Regions from separate parts of the Homo sapiens genome. Here region 1 is linked to region 2. Evidence: chromatin contacts called from ENCODE Hi-C or POLR2A ChIA-PET data. All regions are on one chromosome and are shown on one strand. The core of a region is the stretch at or near the end of the contact, and the rest is flanking DNA. Distances in the headings are between cores, read along the strand shown. Region 1 has its middle 66 kb from the start of FOXN3-AS2. Region 2 has its middle 50 kb from the start of FOXN3-AS1.

Region 1 (5,488 bases), core at 1,433-3,932, 44 kb after region 2:
GAAGTAGAAATGATTGTAACTGTTTTATCAATAAGCAGCTTGATGTTCACGCATGGAAAGTCATTCACCCAGAGTCCCTCAGGAGTTAACAATAGTTAAGCCAAATAGTTAGACCTGAAAACTCCAGGCTCGGGACCCAGGCCACAGGGCTGTGTGTTTTGTTTTGGGAGGGTGGGCCGACTATATGATGCCCAATCCTAGCATAAACCAGTCAATACAATACAACATCTGTGCTTGTCATGAAAACAGGCATTTCCATCTACCCTTGAAGGCAACCAGCCTTCCGCATCTGGAACCACTGGGTGCATAAGGGACCTGGCAATAAATGATGGGAATTTGGCCTATAGGTGAATCACCAGGCTTGTGGCTCAGCTCAAAGCATACGCCCTGCTGAACGGAGGAGTGGCATTATGTGCACACAGAGAAGGCAGCACCGTTCCCTGTCACAATATAGACTTTGTAATACTCTACTATGAGGAAAGAACATCTTCTCTGAGCACACTGAAGAAAGACAGCCTAGAAATTCCACAGAGCCAGAGTATCAGCTCCCAGAGGCACCTTCCCAGTCTACACCACCCCAGAGAGAGATTGGTCTGATGGATGGGGAAAGCGGTGTTGAAAGTGGCACTCGCTCAGAAAAGCCGAAGAGCTTGGGCAGAGCAGAGAATGTCAGCATCATTCTCATCTCCTTGCAGGTGAAACTACAAGAAAACTGAGGCCAGCAGGCAATGAAGTAGACATGTTTTGAGCAGCCCCCAGGGCTTCTGATGCCCAAAGTCACAGATGACTCCAGACCATTGCTTCTCCAATGTTCGTGGGCCATGGATCACCTGCAGGCCCTGTGAGATGCAGGTTTCGATCCAGCAGGTGTGTGGTAGGGCTGAGATTCTGCATTTTTAACAAGCACTCAGGAGATGCCAGTGCTGCTGGCCCTGGGACCATGCACTGAGGAACAGGATCTGGAACAGCACCACTGTGCCCTTATGATTTTAGGCCTTTCCTGCCTTCCACATGACAGGCTTTGCATGTGGCAAAGAATAAAACAATCGCTATGGATTGGCCCTGTGGAGGGATGTCATATCACCTCCCTGGACACCCTCCCACCAGTTTTACATCACCTGCTATCTACCCCCAGCCTCCGCTCTACCCCCACTGATACTGCTCTGAGCTCATCTCCTACTTCCCTCCCTCTCACTCTGTTCCACCCACCCTGACCTCCCTGATAGTCTTGGAGTGGACCAGGTCCCTATCAGTACCTCCACACTGGCTGAGCATCGACCTGCCTTTCCCTCCCCTCCATCAGTGAAGGAATCTGCCCTGCCCTCTGGGTCAAAGTTATAGCACCCATGCTTGCATCTCCTGGACCTTGTTCCCTGCTTCATCTTTATCCATAGCACTTACCACTATTTGCAAATTATATACAGTTTTTTTTGTTGTTGTTTGTTTGTTTGTTTGTTTTAAGATGGAGTCTTGTTCTATTGCCCAGGCTGGAGTGCAGTGGCATGATCTCAGTTCACTGCAACCTCCACCTCCTGGGTTCAAGCAATTCTCCTGACTCAGCCTCCCAAGTAGGTGGGATTACAGGTGCCCACCACCACGCCTGGCTTATTTTTATATTTTTTGTAGAAACAGGATTTCGCCATGTTGGCCAGGTTGGTCTTGAACTCCTGACCACAGGTGATCTGCCCGCCTCGGCCTCCCAAAGTGCTGGGATTACAGGCATGATCCACCACGCCCAGCATTGTCCATCTCCCCACTAGGATGCCAGCCCCAAGAGGGCAAGGATCTGGTCTGTCTCATTCACTGCTGTATCCCAGTACAGGACACATAATGGGCACTGAAATATTTGCTGAATGAAGAAAGAGTTTAACTTTTAATGAAAACTGTAAAGTGCCAACCATCAATCTCAAGGACACCAATGAATTGTTTGCTTACATCTGCTATAAATAGTTTTAATCTGAATAAATGACTTCTTCGAGATTTCAAAATGACCCATTGTGGCAGATTGCAGGAGATAGTTTTATCCTGTCATGCAAGTATGGACATCATGGAGAAGGGCATGTTTCCCATGAAGAAGGGCATGTTCCCCATGTTTCCCAGCTCTCATTCACCAGTCAGCTTAATGGAATTCCCCCTTCCTCCCCATAGAACCCACATGGATGAGAGGCGGATAGATATCAGCAGGCAGACCTCCTCCTGGGAGAGGCCTCTCACCATGGGGGAAGATTAGAGAAAAGCAGGAGGCAGGAAGGAGAATTCCTCCATGATGCACATGAAAACCCTGAGGCTCAGGGAAGTTGAGTGACTTGCTCAAGGTCTCACTGCCAGTGAGACTGGGACTGGAACCCACGCATGCCTCCTAACTGCCGATATTCTGTATACATTGCTTCTCTTAACAAGTAGAATCTGCGACTGGTTTGAGAACAGCTTCAGTTCCAAAACTCATAAGAGGGATTCTGAATAAATCTTATGACAGCCACAGAACCAGAGAAAGTCAGATCTGCCAGGGAGCCAGCCCTGCATATGCACTGAGGGCAGCCACAGCTAAGCAGAGAGGGGTGTGTGTCCATTGCAGCTCCAGGACCCAAGCTGCCCTCTAACCTGACTGTGCATCTCCCCAGCACACAGCTCCGATCACACATGAGACCAGTGTGGAGAGGGGGTGGGTAGCTCCACCTCGACTCTCAGAGGAACCACAAGCACAGTCACACTCAGAGCGACAGGAAGTTGTCAGAGTTCAGAGACTGTAGACTGAAAAGAGTACCCAGACTAGGCACGGTGGCTCACACCGTAATCCCGGCACTTTGGGAGGCCGAGGCCAGCAGATCACTTGAGGTCAAGAGTTCAAGACCACCCTGGCCAACATGGTGAAACACCGGCCCTACTAAAAATACAAAAATTAGCCAAGCGTGGTGGTGTGCGCCTGTAAATCCCAGCTACTTTAGTGGCTGAGGCATGAGAATCACTTGAACCCGGGAGGCGGAAGTTGCAGTGAGCTGAGATCACACCACTGCACTCCAGCCTGGGTGACAGAGTGAGACTCCATCTCAAAGAAAAGAAAACAGTAACCAAATTCATCACCCCCTGCCTTTTCCCAAAGGCTTCTTCTCCTGTTCCATTACAAAAGTGCATGCCTGACCAATGCAGGCGTTCATGAGTGTCCAGAAGGTTCCCCAACTCATATTCCAATCATCCCAGCGGTAAAGCATCTCAAAAGACCTGCTTGGTGTCTTTCTTTCTTTCTTTCTTTTCTTTCTTTCTTTCTTTCTTTCTTTCTTTCTTTCTTTCTTTCTTTCTTTTCTTTCTTTCTTTTCTTTCTTTCTTTCTTTCTTTCTTTTCTTTCCTTTTCTTTCTTTTCTTTCTTTCTTTCTTTCTTTCTTTCTTTCTTTCTTTCTTTCTTTCTTTCTTTCTTTCTTTTTTGAGACAGTCTCTCTCTGCTGCTTAGGCTGCAGTGCAATGGTATAATCATGGCTCACTGCAGCCTCAACCTCTGGGCTCAAGCAAACCTCCCACCTAAGCCCCCTGAGTAGCTAGGACTACAGGCGTGCACTACTACACTCAGCTAACTTTAAAAATTTTTTTGTAGAGATAGGGTTTCACTGTGTTGCCCAGGCTGGTCTCATGGGCTCCAGCCACTGCATCCAGCCGACCTGCCTGGTTTATAACTCACATTTTAACTCACATTTACTCCAAGACCAACTTGCCCTGAAGCCTTGAGGTTACCCCCTACAGGACTGCACCTGAATTAACCTGTGCTCAGTGGTCTTTGCAGTCCTGATATGAAGAGTATTGTATTAGTCCATTCTCACACTGCTAAAAGGACATACCCGAGACTGGGTAATTTATAAAGAAAAGAAGTTTAATTGACTCACGGTTCTGCAGGGCTGGGGAGGCCTCAGGAAACTTACAATCATGGTTGAAGGTGAAGCAAACACGTCCTTCTTCACATAATGGCAGGAACAAGAAGAATAAGTGCCCAGCAAAGGAGGAAGCCTCTTATAAAACCATCAGATCTCATGAGCACTCACTATCACAAGAACAGGATGGGGAAAACTGCCCCTGATTCACTTACCTCCACCTAGTCCCTCTCATGATGCATGGGGATTAAGGGAACTACAATTCAAGATGAGATTTGGGTGGGGACGTGGCCAAACCATAAGTACAGACCCTTAGAGGCAAAAAGGACAGTTTGCTGCTTTCTCAGAGGGCACACCGCTGTTCTCAGCTCTTTCCCTACAACAAACGACCTTCTCTGTGACCCTCCAGAGCAGGACATGAAGCCATAGTGAGGGGCAGTATGACCAGCAGCTTGGGAACTGAAGGGGAAGAGACTTTTTCTCTAGGTTCTATGGCTGGGACCTGTGAATTGAACTGATAAAAGATTAACAGTAGAAAACGCATACGAATAATTATTTGATGTTAACATTTTTACACGGCATAGGGTAGGGAGAGGGGCTTTATAGAAAGACGTGAAAACCACAAGGAAGCGGTTAAATATACCATTTTAACAAAGAGAAGTAAATTGTGGAGATTGGACAAGACAAAGGAAAAGAGGGTTTGGGCTAGGGGCAGAAAATTGTGGGAAAGTGACTAGGAAATATATGAGGGAAACCCACGGAAGATAAGAGTTATTCTAGTAAGGTTTGTTTGTACAGACTCATCTCAGCATCTGCTCCCTAACTCCAATGATAAGAATGTTCTCCTCTTCCCGGTACGGGGAGGCCATCTTTCTCATGGAGAATTTATGCCTTGCTTTTAGGTAAAAAGGGGCAGGACAGAGAGCCCTACCGCACAACTGCTGTTTCTCAACTGCCTTCAGCTCAAAATAATCAATGTGTCAAAGAGACATATTTTGGGGTGGAATGTTCTGATCCCCATTGGAACTGTGAAGCAAGTACTGTCAGGTGGTGTGGGGGCAGACTTTCACATGTCAAGAGTGATGAGTGAAATATAAGAAAGAAACTAGGCTGGGTGTGGTGGCTCATGCCTGTAATCCCAGCACTATGGGAGGCCGAGGTGGGTGGATCACGAGGTCAGGAGTTCAAGACCAGCCTGGCCAAGATGGTGAAACCCCTGTCTCTGCTAAAAATACAAACATTAGCCGGACGCAGTGGCAGGTGCCTGTAATCCCAGCTACTTGGGAGGCTGAGGCAGGAGAATTGCTTGAACTCGGGGGTCAGAGGTTGCAGTGAGCCGAGATCGCGCCACTGCACTCCAGCACTCCAACCTCGGCAACAGAGTGAGATTCCATCTCAGGAAAAAAAAAAAAAAAAAAAGAAAAAGAAAGAAAGAAACTAGGTAGTCACAGCTTTCCCAAACCACTTCCCAAATGTGATTTCCACAGTCCCATCCTGTTTCTTTTCTTCCCTCTTTCTTTTTTTTTATTTTTCATGACAGGGTCTCACTCTGTGGCCCAGGCTGGAGTGCAGTGGCCCAATCATAGCTCTCAGCCTCCTGAGCAGCTGGGACTACAGGTGTACACTACCAT
Region 2 (5,751 bases), core at 763-3,262:
AGTTCTCATAATCCCCATGTGTCACGGGAGGGACCAAGTTGGAGGTAATTGAATCATGGGGGCAGTTACCCCCATGCTGCTTTTCTGTTTTTGTTTTGTTTTGTTTTGTTTTTGAGACGGAGTCTTGCTCTGTCGCCAAGCTGGGGTACAATGGCACGATCTCAGCTCACTGCAACCTCCACCTCCGGGGCTCAAGCGATTCTCCTGCCTCAGCCTCTCGAATAGCTGGGATTACAGCTGCCCACCACCACGCCCGGCTAATTTTTGTACTTTTGGTAGAGATTGAGTTTCACCATGTTGGCCAAGCTGGTCTCGAACACCTGACCTCGTGATACGCCCACCTTGGCCACCCAAAGTGCTGGGTCTGCAGGCGTGAGCCACCGCACCTGACTTCCATGCTGCTTTTCTCGTGACAGTGAGTGAGTTCTCCAGAGATCTGATGGTTTTATAAGGGCCTTTTTGCTCAGGACTTCTCCTTGCAGCCGCCACGTGAAGAAGGATGTGTTTGCTTCCCCTTCTGCCATGATTGTAAGTTTCCTGAGGCCTCCCCAGCCATGCAGAACTGTGAGTCAATTAAACCTCTTTCCTTTATAAATCACCCAGTCTCTGGCATGTCTTTGTTTTTTTTTGTTTTGTTTTGTTTTGAAGACAGAGTCTTGCTCTGTTGCCAGGCTGGAGTGCAGTCGCACGATCTTGGCTCACTGCAACCTCCGCCTCCCAGGTTCAAGCGATTCTCCTGCCTCAGCCTCCCAAGTAGCTGGGACTACAGGCACCCGCCACCACTCCCAGCTAATTTTTGTATTTTTAGTAGAGACGGGTTTTCAACACATTGGGTAGGATGGTCTCAATCTCTTGACCTCGTGATCCACCCTCCTCCCAAAGTGCTGGGATTACAGGCGTGAGCCACCGCGCCTAGCTTGAGTATGTCTTTATTAGCAGCATGAGAACGGACTAATACAATCCAGAAGAACTTTTCAAGGGGGTCCCACAAGGTTATGTTTTGTACCACTGTCTGCACTCAAAAGAGACTCCCTGAAACTCACAGGGTTCAGAGTTGCAAAGAATGTGAGGTGTGATCTAATACCTCCAACTTGAGCTATTTATCATTTCAGGTACTGAGAGGCTATGTTACATCCTCTCCAATTGATGAAGATTTGTTCTTAATCATTGACTGAGGGAGAAGACACTTGGAATTTTCCATTTAAATCTCAACTCAAGAGCTTTCTAGATGCAGTAAGCTAGGACATCACTCTGGATTGTATTGTAAAATTAATTCAAACATTGTTTCCAGTTTTTAGGTTTACATAAAACAGTGTCCTTTAAGACAGGCTGATTATTTGAACAGAATATCAGGGTCATTCCCATCTCCATCTCATTAGCTTTATTCACTTATGCACATGCACACACAAAGTATCTACCAGCTGCCCCCCACATAAGTCACAGTGTGATCGTCACTGAGCAGGTGGGTAGGGAGGAGTCAGCCAGCAAACACAGGGCTGCCCCTCCAGGAACTTCCTGGTATTCCAGCCTCCAGCAACGACTGAATGCCTCTAGTCTGCAGCTTCCACTTCATTTTCTTCCTTTTCATCTCTTTTCCATTAGTATCTGTGCCTTCCGAAATTACAACTTGGTCGTCTAAGGCATTCAAGTTGATCCGCTTAAGGCAAACTGAGATGTGAGTAACCAATACATCCAGACCTCCCGGGGGCCGCCATTTTGCTGACAAGTATGACTTTGCCACAAACTAAAATGAAGCTCCACTTATTTCTCCTCTTTTGCATCCTCTTCCAATTGACGGCAAATGCAGGGAATATGTTTTTCGTGCCAGTTGCTTTCTAAGGCCTCTTGACTGCTCAGATAACTGTTTTGCCCAAGAGCACTAACCCTGTCCATGTTGGAAACGTGCTTGGAGTCCTAATTCAGGGCCCATTCTAGGCATTTGGATTTGAGAGATGAATCAAGACCTTGCCCACCAGGAGCCCACAGCCTAGTGAAGCACACCACCCGCAGCAGCAGTTACAACACAGGAAGTGCTGCAAGGGAGGTGTGAACAGACTCTCACCAGGGACCACAGGCTACAAGGCCTCCCTAACTAAAGCCACCCCTCTAGCACGGCACAGAGAATTACATGGGACTTGGGGCAGCTGGCCAAGGACCTGTACCACTCCCTTTGGGTTTTACATTTCTCTCGAGGGTTTTCTCATTTCAATTACTGTTCCAGTCACCACACTGATCCCCTCAGGCCTACGGCAAGGTGGGGGCACACTGCTTTCATTACTGAAAAAGTAAGGCAGAAGAAAGGGAGAACATCTGAATCTTCATCTATGGAATGGGGAGGAAAAACAGTAGCTACAGTGTCTGCACATAAAGACGTGATCACAGCGCCTGACACAAAAGCAGCGTTAGCTTTCGTTGCTGGGACCTACCACTGTTGGGCGATGGTAATAATCATGAACTCAGATCCAATCCAGGACGGAGCCTGCTGGAGCCTGCCCGGGACTCCCAAGCACAGGCAGCTGCACATCACACCCCCTTCTCACGGTGGCTCTCCACCCAGACTCAGACACAGCTCTCTGCTAGGGAAGAAAGTGAGGGCTGGCCCGGCAGGACAAGCCCACATCCAGCAGAGACTGGTGTGATCCCACAGCTTCGCCTGTTCCCGGGGTGCGTGTCGCCATCCACCACCTGCTGTAACTCTGAGATCCTTGTGGGCAGGAAACATGGCTTCATTACACGTTGTAGAAAAGGGGCTGGGAACATGGGAAATTTCTAATCTGGAAGGGGCTCTTGGAGAGAGTTATGTCCAGCTGTTTCACTTTAAAATACAATTACTGATGACATATTTTTTAAATGCCGAAAAATTAAAAGAAAATTTAAATGGTCCACCTAATCCCCGACATAAACGGATTAGCCAAATGTAAATTTTTTTTAAGTGATAAACATGCCCTTTAAAAAAAAAAAGGCAAAACAGCACAGGAAGGAAGAAAATTAAAGCTAAAACATTTTGTTCCCTCTTGCTTTTTTTTTTTTTAAACATATGGGGTCTCACTGTGTTGCCCAGCTGCAGTCTCAAACTCCTGGGCTCAAGCTCCAGCAGTCCTCCCTCCTTAGCTTCCCAAATAGCTGAGACTATAGGTAAGTGCCACCAAGCCCACCAAGCTCCCAGCTAATTCTTCTTCTTCCTTTTCTTTTCTTTCTTTGTTTTTTTTTTTTTTTTTTTTTTTTGGGTAGAGATTAGGTCTCACTATGTTATTCAGGAGGGTCTCAAACTCCTGGCCTCAATCCTTCCTCCCACCTCAGCCTCCCAAAGTGCTGAGATTACAGGCATGAGCTAGCACTCCTGGCATTTTCCTCCTGCCCTGAGCCCCCAGTCCTTCCTACTTTTTTCTTGTGGATCCTGCCAAAAATAATAATTAAAATATGAGCATATATATGCATGCACATATATACATGCATCTACATAATTTGATTATTTTTTTTTTTATAAATAGGATCCCACTTTCCTGAAACTTGCTTTTTGTACTTCAGGCAATAAGCAAAGTTCTGAAGCCAAAATACTTGGTTTACAGGCTGGGCCCAGTGACTCACTTCTGTAATCTCAGCACTTTGGGAGGCTGGGGCGGGCGGATCACCTGACGTCAAGAGTTCAAGACCAGCCTGGCCAACGTGGTGAAACCCCGTCTCTACTGAAAATACAAAAATTAGCCAGGCATGGTGGGAGGCACCTGTAGTCCCAGCTACTTGGGAGGCTGAGACAGAAGAATTGCTTGAACCAGGGAGGTGGAGGCTGCAGTGAGCCGAGATCAAGCCACTGCACAACATCCTGGGTGACAGAGGAAGGCTGTGTCTCAAAACACACACACACACACACATACACACACACACACTTGGTTTGTACTCCACACTCCCATGCCAATTTCTAACTACAGTATGATCTTGAGCAGATTATATAACTTGACTGTGCCTCAGCTTTTTGATCTGAATGATGGGGATAGATGAGTTAACACACGTAAACTTCTTAGAATGCAGACAGCACTCAAATATGTATTGCTATTATTTACTCCTGTTATATCTTCGTACCCCCTCCCTATCCTCCTATTTAAATGCTGCCCAGTGTGCCAGGACGTATCATTTGGGCTTTGAACCAGTCCCCTGGTGGTGAATATCGAGGTTGTATCCAGTTTGGCTGTTGCTGTTACAAACAATATTAAGACATCCTTATTCACCAGTTGTTAATACTGTAGTGAGAAAATCCACCAGACATATTCCAAAGGGTGAACTTGCTGGGTCTGTGCATCATACATTTTGAGAGACGTCGCCAGATGCCCTCCCAAAATGCTCTGCCCATATACCCTGACACAAAAGCCAAGTGAACGTGCCTTTTCCCAGCCCCTCTCCAGAACTGGATATTCTCAAATTTTGCATCATATCTGCTCTCTAATAAGCAAGTGACAAAATGGCACTCCTTGTGTTGATTTGAACCTCTTTTATTATGAGTGAGGTTGAGAACTCTTTAATTTGCAGATGAGAGAAACTGAGACCCAGGGGTCCCCTAACTGGCTTCAAGTGTGACCCTGAGGTAGTCAGTGGCACAGACAAGCCTGAGGTCAGAACACCTGTCGGGGATCACCCTAAGATGCCCAGACCCACAGCACCAGGAGGAGTGTCTGACAGCCATCGGCCAATCCCTGCCTCCTCCCCTCTCCAAGGCATACCCAGTTGGGTTAGGGTGACCAGCAATCCCAAGGCAGGCAGAAGTTTCAGCCCTGTCCTCAGTCCAGGAAGCAGGGTTGAGGGGCTTCTCCAACTGAAGGTTGCTGCCTGCAGCTAGTAGATAAGGAAAGCCTTGTCTCCACACTGCCTGAGGTTCAAGGGTGTTTTTCTCTTATTCCTGTTATCTCAAGTCTCTGTTCTGTCTTGGAGCAAAGAGTTCATGTTGTGACTGGGCTTTCGTTTTCTTTCTCCACCTCCTCTGTGGACCTGGACTTCTTTAACTGGGAAAGAAAGCTCCTTGGAGTAGGAAATGGGTCTGCTTTGATCGCCCTCTGGGTGCCTTGCCCCAGTGGATGAACGGAGCAGGAGCTGATGGACTAGCTCTGGGGGAGAGAGAGTGAGGTCTAGGTGATGGGCTCTGCTACTCCCTGGCACTGTGTCTTTGGGTAAATCCCTCTAGGTCTCACTGTCTTCATCCGAAGGAGAGAAAAGGCACCTAACACGCAGGATCGTTCCATGTACACGTCCGTGCTTTGAAAACTGTGAAGTGCAACACAAACAGAGGATCCTGGTGAATGTCAGCGAGTTGGTCGCCACGGGCTTCCACGCAGGTGCGTTTTTTTAAAGAGGCAACCAGCTTCAGTCATGCAGGCAGGGCCTGCCCCTGTTTTGAGATATTCCTGAAGCTGTCCACCTCCCACCCAAGCACACCAGAACCAAGCTGATCATCATAACACAGACTGAGTCGTGGTTTCATCTTGATTGGGCAAAAAAGTATTTCATAAGCGTCTATTTATACACCAGCTAAACTAGATGTTCAGCAAATCCTCATTTGTTTGGCAGACGCTGGAAGCTCAGTCCTACTTAGTGGAATTTCTCAGCCAACTGATACTCATCACACATTAGAATTAGAAAACAAAACTGGCTATTTTGAAGGGAATCAACCTACAATTATTACATATTTCTCTCTGACTTTCTAAAAAAAAAAAAAAGCATTAAATGCAGTTCTACTCTTTTTCTTATCTCACTGCCACCACC

Evidence for each region. Hi-C counts contacts between places; a loop is a spot of excess contacts on that map. ChIA-PET counts read pairs that join two places held with the same protein, here RNA polymerase II (POLR2A). Pooled maps may share reads with other maps.
Region 1: a loop to region 2 is called in a map of natural killer cell, with 4 times the contacts of the local background. The contact joins two enhancer-like sites. A Hi-C loop is called at or near these places in 2 of 168 maps with a recorded cell type or tissue (B cell and natural killer cell) and 5 of 50 pooled maps. POLR2A ChIA-PET finds 5 or more read pairs at or near these places in 7 of 52 experiments (CD8-positive, alpha-beta T cell, H1, HEK293T and 4 more).

Annotation. Positions count from the first base shown.
Region 1 is chr14:89,507,894-89,513,381 of GRCh38, forward strand. It overlaps a transcript of FOXN3 not described here. Among named protein-coding and RNA genes, the nearest start is that of FOXN3-AS2, 66 kb to the right of the region's middle. Within about 2 kb of position 2,683, at least 9 of the 41 ENCODE cell types and tissues checked have a DNase peak (open chromatin) inside an H3K27ac peak, as active enhancers do; they include B cell, CD8-positive, alpha-beta T cell and natural killer cell, where a contact is called at or near this core.
Region 2 is chr14:89,464,604-89,470,354 of GRCh38, forward strand. It overlaps a transcript of FOXN3 not described here. Among named protein-coding and RNA genes, the nearest start is that of FOXN3-AS1, 50 kb to the left of the region's middle. RefSeq lists enhancers at 1,282-2,201, 2,202-3,121. Within about 2 kb of position 2,013, at least 5 of the 41 ENCODE cell types and tissues checked have a DNase peak (open chromatin) inside an H3K27ac peak, as active enhancers do; they include B cell, CD8-positive, alpha-beta T cell and natural killer cell, where a contact is called at or near this core.